Regions from separate parts of the Homo sapiens genome. Here region 1 is linked to region 2. The links are chromatin loops, found by intact Hi-C in ENCODE. Cell type or tissue: ovary. All regions are shown on one strand.

The links. A loop is a pair of places that touch in the nucleus more often than their neighbours do. Peaks named below come from ENCODE experiments on the same cell type or tissue, not always from the same donor. Only the 100,000 strongest peaks of a DNase experiment are listed, where the experiment ranks them.
Region 1: it touches region 2 in a loop (5-fold over the local background); 95 of 110 quality-filtered maps call a loop at or near these places.

The regions. Positions count from the first base shown.
Region 1 is chr7:155,335,535-155,340,534 of GRCh38, forward strand. LOC105375592 (a long non-coding RNA gene) reads right to left here and starts at 1,927. Exons shown (of 3, transcript XR_007060612.1): 1 at 1,710-1,927. In ovary, no CTCF peak of the experiment used is centred here; no DNase peak of the experiment used is centred here.
Region 2 is chr7:154,911,782-154,916,781 of GRCh38, forward strand. No RefSeq gene overlaps it. Among named protein-coding and RNA genes, the nearest start is that of PAXIP1-AS2, 14 kb to the right of the region's middle. RefSeq lists an enhancer at 2,217-2,306. In ovary, a CTCF peak has its summit at 2,112 (motif pointing right); DNase peaks (open chromatin) are centred at 2,140 and 2,990; H3K4me3 peaks cover 490 bases.

The DNA.
Region 1 (5,000 bases), 420 kb after region 2:
CCTCATTGATCTCAGTCCTCATTCCCCTCAGTCCTCATTGATCTCAGTCCTCATTGCCCTCAGTCCTCATTCCCCTCAGTCCTCATTGCCCTCAGTCCTCATTCCCCTCAGTCCTCATTGCCCTCAGTACTCATTGATCTCAGTCCTCATTGATCTCAGTCCTTATTGATTTTAGTGCTCATTACCCTCATCCTCATTGATCTCAGTGCTCATTACCGTCAGTCCTCATTGATCTCAGTCCTCATTGCTCTCAGTCCTCATTGACCTCAGTCCTCATTGATCTCAGTCCTCATTCCCCTCAGTCCTCATTCCCCTCAGTCCTCATTGCCCTCAGTCCTCATTGATCTCAGTCCTCATTGATCTCAGTCCTTATTGATTTTAGTGCTCATTACCCTCAGTCCTCATTGATCTCAGTGCTCATTACCGTCAGTCCTCATTGATCTCAATCCTCATTGCTCTCAGTCCTCATTGCCCTCAGTCCTCAGTGATCTCAGTCCTCATTCCCCTCAATCCTCATTGCTCTCAGTCCTCATTGATCTCAGTCCTCATTGCCCTCAGTCCTCATTGCCCTCAGTCCTCATTGATCTCAGTCCTCATTGCTCTCAGTCCTCATTACCCTCAGTCCTCATTGCCCTCAGTCCTCATTACTCTGAGTCCTCATTGCTCTGAATGTTCATGAAGGGCATGATTTCTTCCATGTGGTTGGTGCAAAAGTAATTGCAATTTTTGCCATTACTAATAAATAGTAGCCAACAATGTTATATTTTGTAGGGACACAATTTTCCACGGGTCTCCTGACTGTCTGTACATCCTGAAAGCAAAGATCTCAATAACCTCTGCCCCAGGATGTCTTGTCACGGATGTCTGCAGACAACCCTGGTTTGGAATATGAAGTTTCCCCTGCAGAGAAAAGATCCTGGTTCCCTAAGCTGGAGGATCCTCTCCTGTCCCGGAATCCACAGTGAGTGCAGGTCTCGTTCTGTGGGGATTAGGCCTTAAATAACTTAGACAAAAACGGCTAGTACTCTGCCTGCTGCTGTGACTGTGAGTAATAACACCATCCTTGTCTCTGATGCAGCAGTCTTGTGTCTTTTGCCAGCATCCACAAAACTATGGCAGCCTAACTTGTTAGCCCGCAAGTAGAGTAAGATCTCAGACCCTTCACAGCTCTCAACCCATTTGTAGAATTTTATTAAAAAGCAGACAAACAGTACTAGCAAGAGTTATAATCTAATTAAAAGAGCTGGAGACTCCTATATAGTTCCTAAAGATGAAAGTGTGTCCTGGGCTCCCACCCTCTCCCTGCCTGTCCTATCACCCACCACAGTGCTGACACAACCAAAGGTGCTTGGTGAAAACTGGGCTAGAGGTGAGCTCTTGGTGCCTGTTTCCAAAGCAGGCGTTGTCAGACCTGAGCAGCCTGCTTCGAGTGGGAGAGTCGTCCACTCTTCCCAAGACCTCCTGCTGTGCCAAGTCAACCACAGCCAACAAGAAGACCAACGTGGTGCATGGTTGTGTTGCTCTGATGAGGACGGCGGCATGGACAGCTTCAATTTTCAGTGAGGCTGGCGCACTTTACACACACATTCCTTTGAATTCTCAACACATCCTGTAAGGTTGAAACTCTTTTCCCCACGTCACAGATGGAGAAAACTCAGCCAGATCAAAGTCATGTTGCTAGAAAGTGACCTAACTGGGTTTAAACCTACCAGTTTGGCATCTCACGAGTAAGCTGCAAATGCTGGATGGAAGCTTAAAACCGTGTTGGTGTTCATCAGGCAAAGCCGAGGAGTGCCGGCGAGGAGGACCAGCCCGGGCTGCCGGGTGCTCCGCGTCCTGCAGACACAAGGTGGCTTTTGGAAGACAAGCTGCTTACATGGCCTTGTGGCCATCTGGCTCTTGTTTGTGGTTGGGGGGGGGTGACTGAAGGGCATGGGGTGTGGAAACCGATCTATCGTTTCTTGTATCTTACTGGGCACAGGCTGTATTTATATATGTGGCTCCCAGGGCCCGAGGGGGGAGGGCCGGGCTTGCCAGTGGCCAGTTCTGCTCACTCAGCAACCCAAAGTGTGCTCCTGAGGGGGTAGAGCATAGAGGGCCCCCAGGAAGGACCCACCTAGAACTAGATTCTATCTCTCCTTATACACCCCAAAAGTCCTGGGCTGAAATTTCACACCGAATGCATCCCTTGCCCTCATTTTTCTTTTCTTTCTTTTTTATGCTGTTTCTTGTCTTCTCTTTCTTTCTTTTGGGGTGGAATTGTGTCCCCCTAAAAGGTTTTTTGAAAACCTAACTCCTGGCACCTGAGAAAGTGGCTTTGTGTGGAAAGAAGGTCCTTGCAGACACAGTTAGTTAAGATGAGGTCACATGGAGTAGAAGGGTGTTTGCACAGTATGCCAGCAATCTTAGAAGAGAGACACACGGAGAGGGGATGCCACACAGAGACAGACACACAGAGGGATGCCAGCCATGTGACGGTGGCTAAGGAGAGGGGAGTTACAGAGCTGCAAACCAAGGAACGCCAAGCAATGTGGCAAGGCCAGCAGCCGGGAGAGAGGCGCGTGCAGGGAGGCCAGCGGCCGGGACAGAGGCACATGTAGGAGGGCCGGTGGCCAGGACAGAGACTCATTTACGGAGGCCAGAGGCGGGCACAGAGGAGCATGCAGGGAGGCCAGCGGCTGGGACAGAGGCACATTTACGGAGGCCAGAGGCAGGCACAGAGGCACGTGCAGGGAGGCCAGCGGCCAAGACAGAGGCGCATGCAGGAAGGCCAGCGGCCGGGACAGAGGCACATTTACGGAGGCCAGAGGCAGGCGCAGAGGCACGTGCAGGGAGGCCAGCGGCCAAGACAGAGGCGCATGCAGGGAGGCCAGCGGCCGGGACAGAGGCACGTATACCGCGGTCAGTGGCCGGGACAGAGGCACATGCAGGGGGGCCAGTGGCCAGGACAGAGACTCATTTACGGAGGCCAGAGGCAGGCACAGAGGCGCGTGCAGGGAGGCCAGCGGCTGGGACAGAGGCACATTTACGGAGGCCAGAGGCAGGCACAGAGGCGTGTGCAGGGAGGCCAACAGCCACCACAGAGGCGCGTGCAGGAAGGCCAGCGGCCGGGACAGAGGCGCGTGTACGGAGGCCTGGAGCCAGGACAGAGGCGCGTGCAGGGAGGTCAGCAGCTGGGACAGAGGTGCATTTACGGAGGCCTGGAGCCGGGACAGAAGCGCGTGCAGGGCGGCCAGCGGCCGGGACAGAGGCGCGTGCAGGGGATCCGGCCAGGACAGAAGCACAGAGAAGATTGGCCCTCAGAGCCCCCCCAAGGGGGAACCACCTCTCACCAAGACCTTGGTGCTGGCCTCTTGGCCCCCTGAACAGTGAGAAGCCATGCCTCTGTGGTTGTCAGCCCCCGTCTGGCTGTGGTTTGCTGTGCCACCCCCGGACTGTCACCCCCCTTGCAGTTTTTCTTTCTGTGGCTTTCATTTACTCTCTTTCTTCTTCCTTTCTCATGGGCTTCCCCTGCAGGAAGTACACTTACTGCTATGTCACAAGGTGCAAGCGAATGCTATGGCTGTGCCCCCTGGCTCCCTTTGGGATTTTCCTGGGGCCCCAGGGACTAGAAATGAGACCAGGTGGTCTTTGCCCCCAAGCCTGGCTGCCACCAGACTCAGTCCCGGCTCAGTCTGGCTTCCATCTCTGGGGCGGCCTCGAGCACGGGCTCATCTTCCCCACACAGCAAACAGAGCCTCGGCAGGCTGTGCTTGGAGAAGCCACATCCTCTCAGACAGCAAGAAGGGTTTTATCCTGAGTACGTTTTTTAAAATTAAATTTCAGGAGTGGGGTTGGGAGCAGATTCTTTATTCTCCCACGAGTAGGTCTTTCCCACGGTGATGACCATAAGGACAACAAAAGAACGAGCGAGAGTCAGCATCACCTCCCGCCTCCCGAGCGAGGGTCAGCATCACCTCCCGCCTCCCAAGACACACGGGGAAGCCAGGCGCGTCTGTCACGGGTGAGGGCTGCTCTTGCCCAGGGCAGCCCAGGGAGGGGGTAGGCTGTTCAGCAGCCTCTGGGGCCTGGAGAAAGCGGGTCCCTTCTGGAGGTGTGACCCGGCCGGAGTCCTCCTGGGCTGACCCAGAGGGGCCCTCCTCAGCCCCTTCTTCCCACGGGAACTGCTGGATCCAGGCCTGCTGCGCGCCGCAGTGGGGCCAGCTGGCCTGTCCCATGTCAGGGGAGACACCCCGCCCAGCTGCCCAGGCACACACCAGCCCGCACCCACCCTCTAAGCCCACAGCTAAGCGCCCATCATGCACTCCAGCTTCAGACCCCGCTCTGGGGCTGCCACTGACTGCTATTTTAGCCGCTTGCTCCAGCTACCTTTTCATCAAAGGCCTTGAGACTCAGCCAATTCAGGAGACCACAATGGGCCCAAGAAGGCATCTGTGAATATGGCGTCTGCCTGTGGGGCCTCGTTCCCAGCAAAGGGACTGTCCATAGCCTTTCAAAGCGACAGGGCCCGATGGGAGAAGGGGGCAGAGAAGGAGAAGAGCAGCGGAGAAGGGAGCCAGCAGACATACTGGCCCGAGGCAGCGGGTTAAAGGCTGTGACGCCTGCTTTCCCAGGTCACAACGGAGAGGAGAGTCCGCTGGATGCTGCCCCAACCCTGGCCTGTGGCTGCAGCCCAGAGCCCTGTCCACTTCCAGGGGACCCTGTCATGCGTGGCAGCAGACACCCATCCCTGGACCGCAGGGTCTTCTTTCCTCTGAGCCTGTGGCCACACACCTGGCACAGGCCTGTGTCTGATCTGTTTGACTGGCTTGGCCCACTGTCCCGTGTGAGGCACACGGGACAGTGTGAGGCACAGAACCACAGGACCCCAGGGATGGAAGAGGTTGCGGAGGTCTGTGTCCAGCACCCCGCTGTGCAGAACGGCCTCCTTGCTTCCTGACGGGGACAGGGAACTCACTGCCTTTCTTGGTGCCCACTCTGCCTAGGATGCTCTGGGAGTG
Region 2 (5,000 bases):
CAGATGCTAGTCACCTGCCTCCCCTAACACACAGGAGACCGCCTGTCTGGACAGCCTCATTGGCCCCATGGATTCCCTTGGCCTGGCCCAGAAAGCTGCCCTCAGGAGCTGTAGAACTGAGATCCTTCTGCAGGGCCCTGTGGGCCTGAGCACATCCTTGAGGCTCCAGTTCTCCCTCAAACCCCAGCCCAGGGGTCACATAGGCAACCAAAGGTCTTTACTTTAAATTTTAGAAAATTGCTAACTGCAGCTCAATGACCAGCAGGACAGCGGCTTGATATCAGATAATGGAATCTGAGCAGCAGCTGATGTTAATCTGATTGTTCCCGACAGCCTGGGCAGGGCCAGAGAGACAGGCTTCAGGTCCCCGCACCTTTTGTCTGCAACACAGGGTCAAGTTTTGTTCTTGTCATCGGGCCATGTCTTCCAGTGTCATCAGCTCAGCACTTCATGTTCAGCATGTAATGACATTTGTTTTTCTTGCTAATTGCTCTTGGAGTGGTTTCCATTTCCCCAACTAGACTGAAATCTTGTTACCCCAGAAACAGTGTCTTTCTGTGAGTCTCACACAGAAAGGAGTGGACGGTGGGCTGCCTCTCTGTTCTACCCTGTATTGTCCCTAACCAGCTGTCCACCAGAGCACGATGACCACAGATAAATGACCTGCCATGTGACATCAAGTTGCTAGATTCACCAGCAACCAGTCACTCACCCGTTTCCTGAGTATAGATCTCTGGCTAACGACTCCACCTTGCACACTACAAGAATGTGGAGCAGGCTGGGCACGGTGCTCACACCTGTAATCCCAGCACTTTGGGAGGCTGAGGCAGATGGATCAACTGAGGTCAAGAGTTTGAGACCAGCCTGGCCAACATGATGACACCCCATCTCTACTAAAAATATAAAAAATTAGCTGGGCGTGGTTGCAGGTGCCTGTAATCCCAGTTACTCGGGAGGCAGAAGTGGGAGAATTGCTTGAACCTGGGAGGCGGAGGTTGCAGTGAGCCGAGATCGTGCCATTGCACTCTAGCCTGGGCGACAGAGCAAAACTCCATCTCAAAAAAAAAAAAAAAAAAAAAGAACGTGGAGCAATGACCATAAAGAGTGAAGCTGACACTGAGAAGTGCTGGCATCCCCCTCCGTAGGCCAGGTGCGGTTCATCAGCACCCTCGGGTCTGAGCTTTTGAGCTGAGGCCTTTCCAAGCCTCAAGGGAGCAGATGGTAGAAGAAAAAAAATGTTAAATCCCCAAGCTGGAGGAAAGTGGGTTTGCCAAGAAAAATCCTTCCAAAATTGTGTCTCCAATACGACCGTGTTGTCTTTGACAGCAGAGACGTTTTTGTACAGCTTCCCTCCTATTTAGGAACAGCTGACGTGAACTCGACATCGGAAATATAAAATCAGCAGGGAAGTGGGTCTGAATCACGGGAAAGTTAGTTTTTTCAAGTGCCAAGGACAATTGAAAGCACATGCTTTTCAATTTGTCGACTGGTACAAATTGGTTTTTGGCACAAACAGAAATGTGACCAATTTCTACAGCTGCGAAAACGACCTCTGTGCAGCAGGACGGAGACAGGGGCAGCTGGCGTCCTTGGGTGGGCTCTGAGCCCCGTTCATCCCTGAGACTCTCCTCCCCGCTCATGTGGCCCCTTCTCTCAGCCCTGCAGCGGCCTCTCCCCACCCGGCATTGCTCTCTGTCCGCCAACTCACGTTTCTTGAACAGTCTTTGGAAAACATTTCTGGGCAGTGGAAGGGGTGTATCTCTTCCCAATTATTCAAGAACCAGCTCTGTGACCCTGGACAGGTCGCTGGAACCTCTTGGGCTTCAGCCAATGGGAAATGAGATGGTTGGCCAGAGGGTCCCCAAGACCCCAAACCTGTGAAACCCAGACCAGGCGATGTGGCCACAGGTTCCCAAGCAGCGGAAACTCTTAGATCGGCCTCCGCGTCTGAGAACAGAGCGCAGCGGAACTGCCGCGTGGCCAGCACCTGGGCCTCCCCCGGAGCTGCTCAGGAGTGCAGAGTTCAGGCCTTGCCCCCTGCTGAACTTGAACTGGACTGGCCCTGGGAGGCCACTCCTCAGGCCTTCAACCTGTCATCTGAGAGCCGCCAGCAGATGGCAGCAAAGGCCCAGCTCTGGCAGGTCTCTGAGGCCTCCCGGCTGGGCCGGGCCCTGGTACCTGGAGGAAGATTGCACGCTCTGGGACTGCGAGTTGCAAAGGTACCATGAGGAGCCCCGGGAGGTGAAAACACTTCCCGGGCTAACGTGGCGCCGAGAGGGACTGCGGACCCACTCTTGGCTTCCTCTTTAGAGGAGAGATGGAGCGGGGTCCGAAGCGCACAGGCTTCGAAGGAACTAGTGAGCCAGCCGAGGGCAGCGGGAGCCGCAGAAATCAGCTCGGAGAGAGTCGCGTGCAGGCTGCAGGTGTAGGGAGAGCCGGGGTCAGGCTCCGGTGCGCCGCGGGGGATGGCGGACCCTCCGGGGGCCGTGCTCCCCGCATTCCCACCACGGCGCAGGCATCGGGTGCCCTGCTCATCGCCCCTCCAGCCGGGGCCGGGCCTGCCTCTGGAAGCCCCACGGGTTCTCTGGGGCCTTTGGTTCCAGCGGGACCCAGGAGAGCAGCAGCTTTTGTCCGTGTGGGCCACGGTGACCTTCCCAGACACAAAATCAATGCCTAGGAATTGCGGAGTGACCCATCAGCACACGTAGAAAGGGTGGCATTTGTGACTTTTGTGCAGCTCGCTCAGGTGACACGAAGTCAGCTCCGAGCCCTGCCCAGCCCCAGCCGTCTCCTCCCAGCAGCTTCCAGGGCTGCAGCCACTGCAAGAAGCCAAAGGGGAACCCGTCCCCCCGGGGGGCCTGGGGACCAGCAAGACGAGGCGGGTAAATGGGCTTCGCGGGCGGCCGCAGGCAAAGCCAGGGAGGATCTCACATCCTCGTCAGCTCGGCAGCAGCAACACAGCACCGCGGGCCAGTGGGCTCAGCAGCGGGCGTCTGCGTTTCCCAGTCCTGGCGGCCACAGCCCGAGATCTGGGTGTGGGCAGGGCTGCTTCTGCCTGGGGCCTCTCTCCTCAGCTGAGCTGCCGTCTTCTCCCCGTGCCCTCACCTGACTGTCCCCGCGTGCACGGCTGTATCCTCATCTTCTCTTCTTGGAAGGACACCAGTCCTGCTGGATCAGGGCCCACCCACATGACCTCATTATACCTTACTGGCCGCCGTAGAGACCCCAGCTCCACATAAAGCCACATTCTGAGGTCCTGGGAGTTCGACCGGCAGCTTATGAATCTGGAGGACACAATTGATTCAGCCCGCAACCATCGCGGAGGCTTTGCTTGGGGCACAGCTGGCAGAGTGTGAGTCACCCAGCGCCAGCACCACACGGTGGTGGTCGGGGGTAGCACCCGGGGCTCCAGGCGCAGGGAGCCCAGCTGCAGTGCGGGTGCTGCTGAGAGCTGGAGAACGCTGGGGAGACACGCGGCCCGGGCTTCCCGGGCCTGGCTGGCTGCACTGCCCCCCACACCCGGGGGTCTGACTTAGCAGGTCTTAGGGGTGTCCAAGAACCTACTTTTAACCAGTCCCTAGGTACCTTAAGACCAGGAGGAGGATTTGGAAGATCCCGCTTTGTGCTAATTTCATCTAATCCTTGCCATAGGCCTATTAGAGGTAAGAAAACAGAGCTACAGAGGTTGAAGAAAAATTCTCAAGATCACATTAAAAGTACATTTACCATTCAAACCTAGGGTCATGTGGCTTCAGAGCCCTTGTTCTGAAACCCGTGCCGGCATTCCATTTCTAGACCAGGGTGGTGAGCACCAAAGCCCCAGAGAACCCAAGGGGGTTCCAGAAGCAGGCCCAGCCCTGGGTGGAGAGGCGGTGCCAGGATGCCTGACACTGCACAACCTCAGCCCAGGACACCTGCAGCCCAGCACACCTGACACCCACACAACCTAGCCCAGGACACCTGATGTCCACAACCTAGCCCAGCACACCTGACACTCCTGCAACCTCAGCCCAGGACACCTGCAGCTCAGGACACCTGACTCCCACACAACCTCAGCCTAGCACACCTGACACCATATGCCCTCAGCCCAGGACACCTGCAGCCCAGCACACCCGACAGTACCCTACCTCAGAGTAGAGGTGATGTTCAGAGCACTAACAGCTTCGGGGCACAACCCGCTGGGGCTGCCCACATTGGGCTGGAACAGCCCCCTCCAAGCTCCCCCATGTCAGGTATTTGGCTCCCCTGGTGCCGGATGATGAGGTGATATTAGTGGGCGGGGACACCCAAGAGAGGGGCTCATGCAGCGCTACTACAAACTCGTGTGGGAGGATTTCCATATTTCAGTATTTTTACCACAAATCAGGGCTCCACAGTGCCGGCTGCTGACTCTGCCATTCTTAGATCAAACTTCTAGGCTCTTAGTGCAATAAAATACAAGTGACAGAAGTGTCCCCAGAGATCCCCCGCAGTGTGCGGCTGGGGTTACAAGTGGATCCCAAGTCTCCTCATCCCCAAAGTGCCATTTGACCAGGGGTACCCCTCACAGCAGCCTGCAGCTTCCCTTTTCCTCTCCTCCATCCTTAGCTTTCCCAGGCCACCCCTTCCCAGCACCAATCCACAAAACCACGTGTTGCCCAGGTCCCCGTGTCTTGGCTCAATAGGTGACTCCAAAACAAAAGCGTTGCATCTTTAAAAGTGCCATCATTTCCTGTCCGTGTGTGCTGGCAAGACTGGCTTGGAGGCTGGGATCAGGGCCTGGGAACAGATGGGCCGAGTGGGGGGCAGGCAGGGGCAGGCGGGGAATGCCCAGCAAGAACAGGGGACGCCTACGTAAGAGGAAAGCTGTCCTGGGCGCCCCAGGAGAGTCCCGGCTCGGGGCCCTGCATGTCGCCGGCAGAGAGAGAAGGCCGGTGGGTGGGAAGTGTCACCTGAGCCCCCTGCTCTGTCCACAGGCCCAAGTAAAAGGAGACCCAGCACCACCTGCCATAACTCACAGT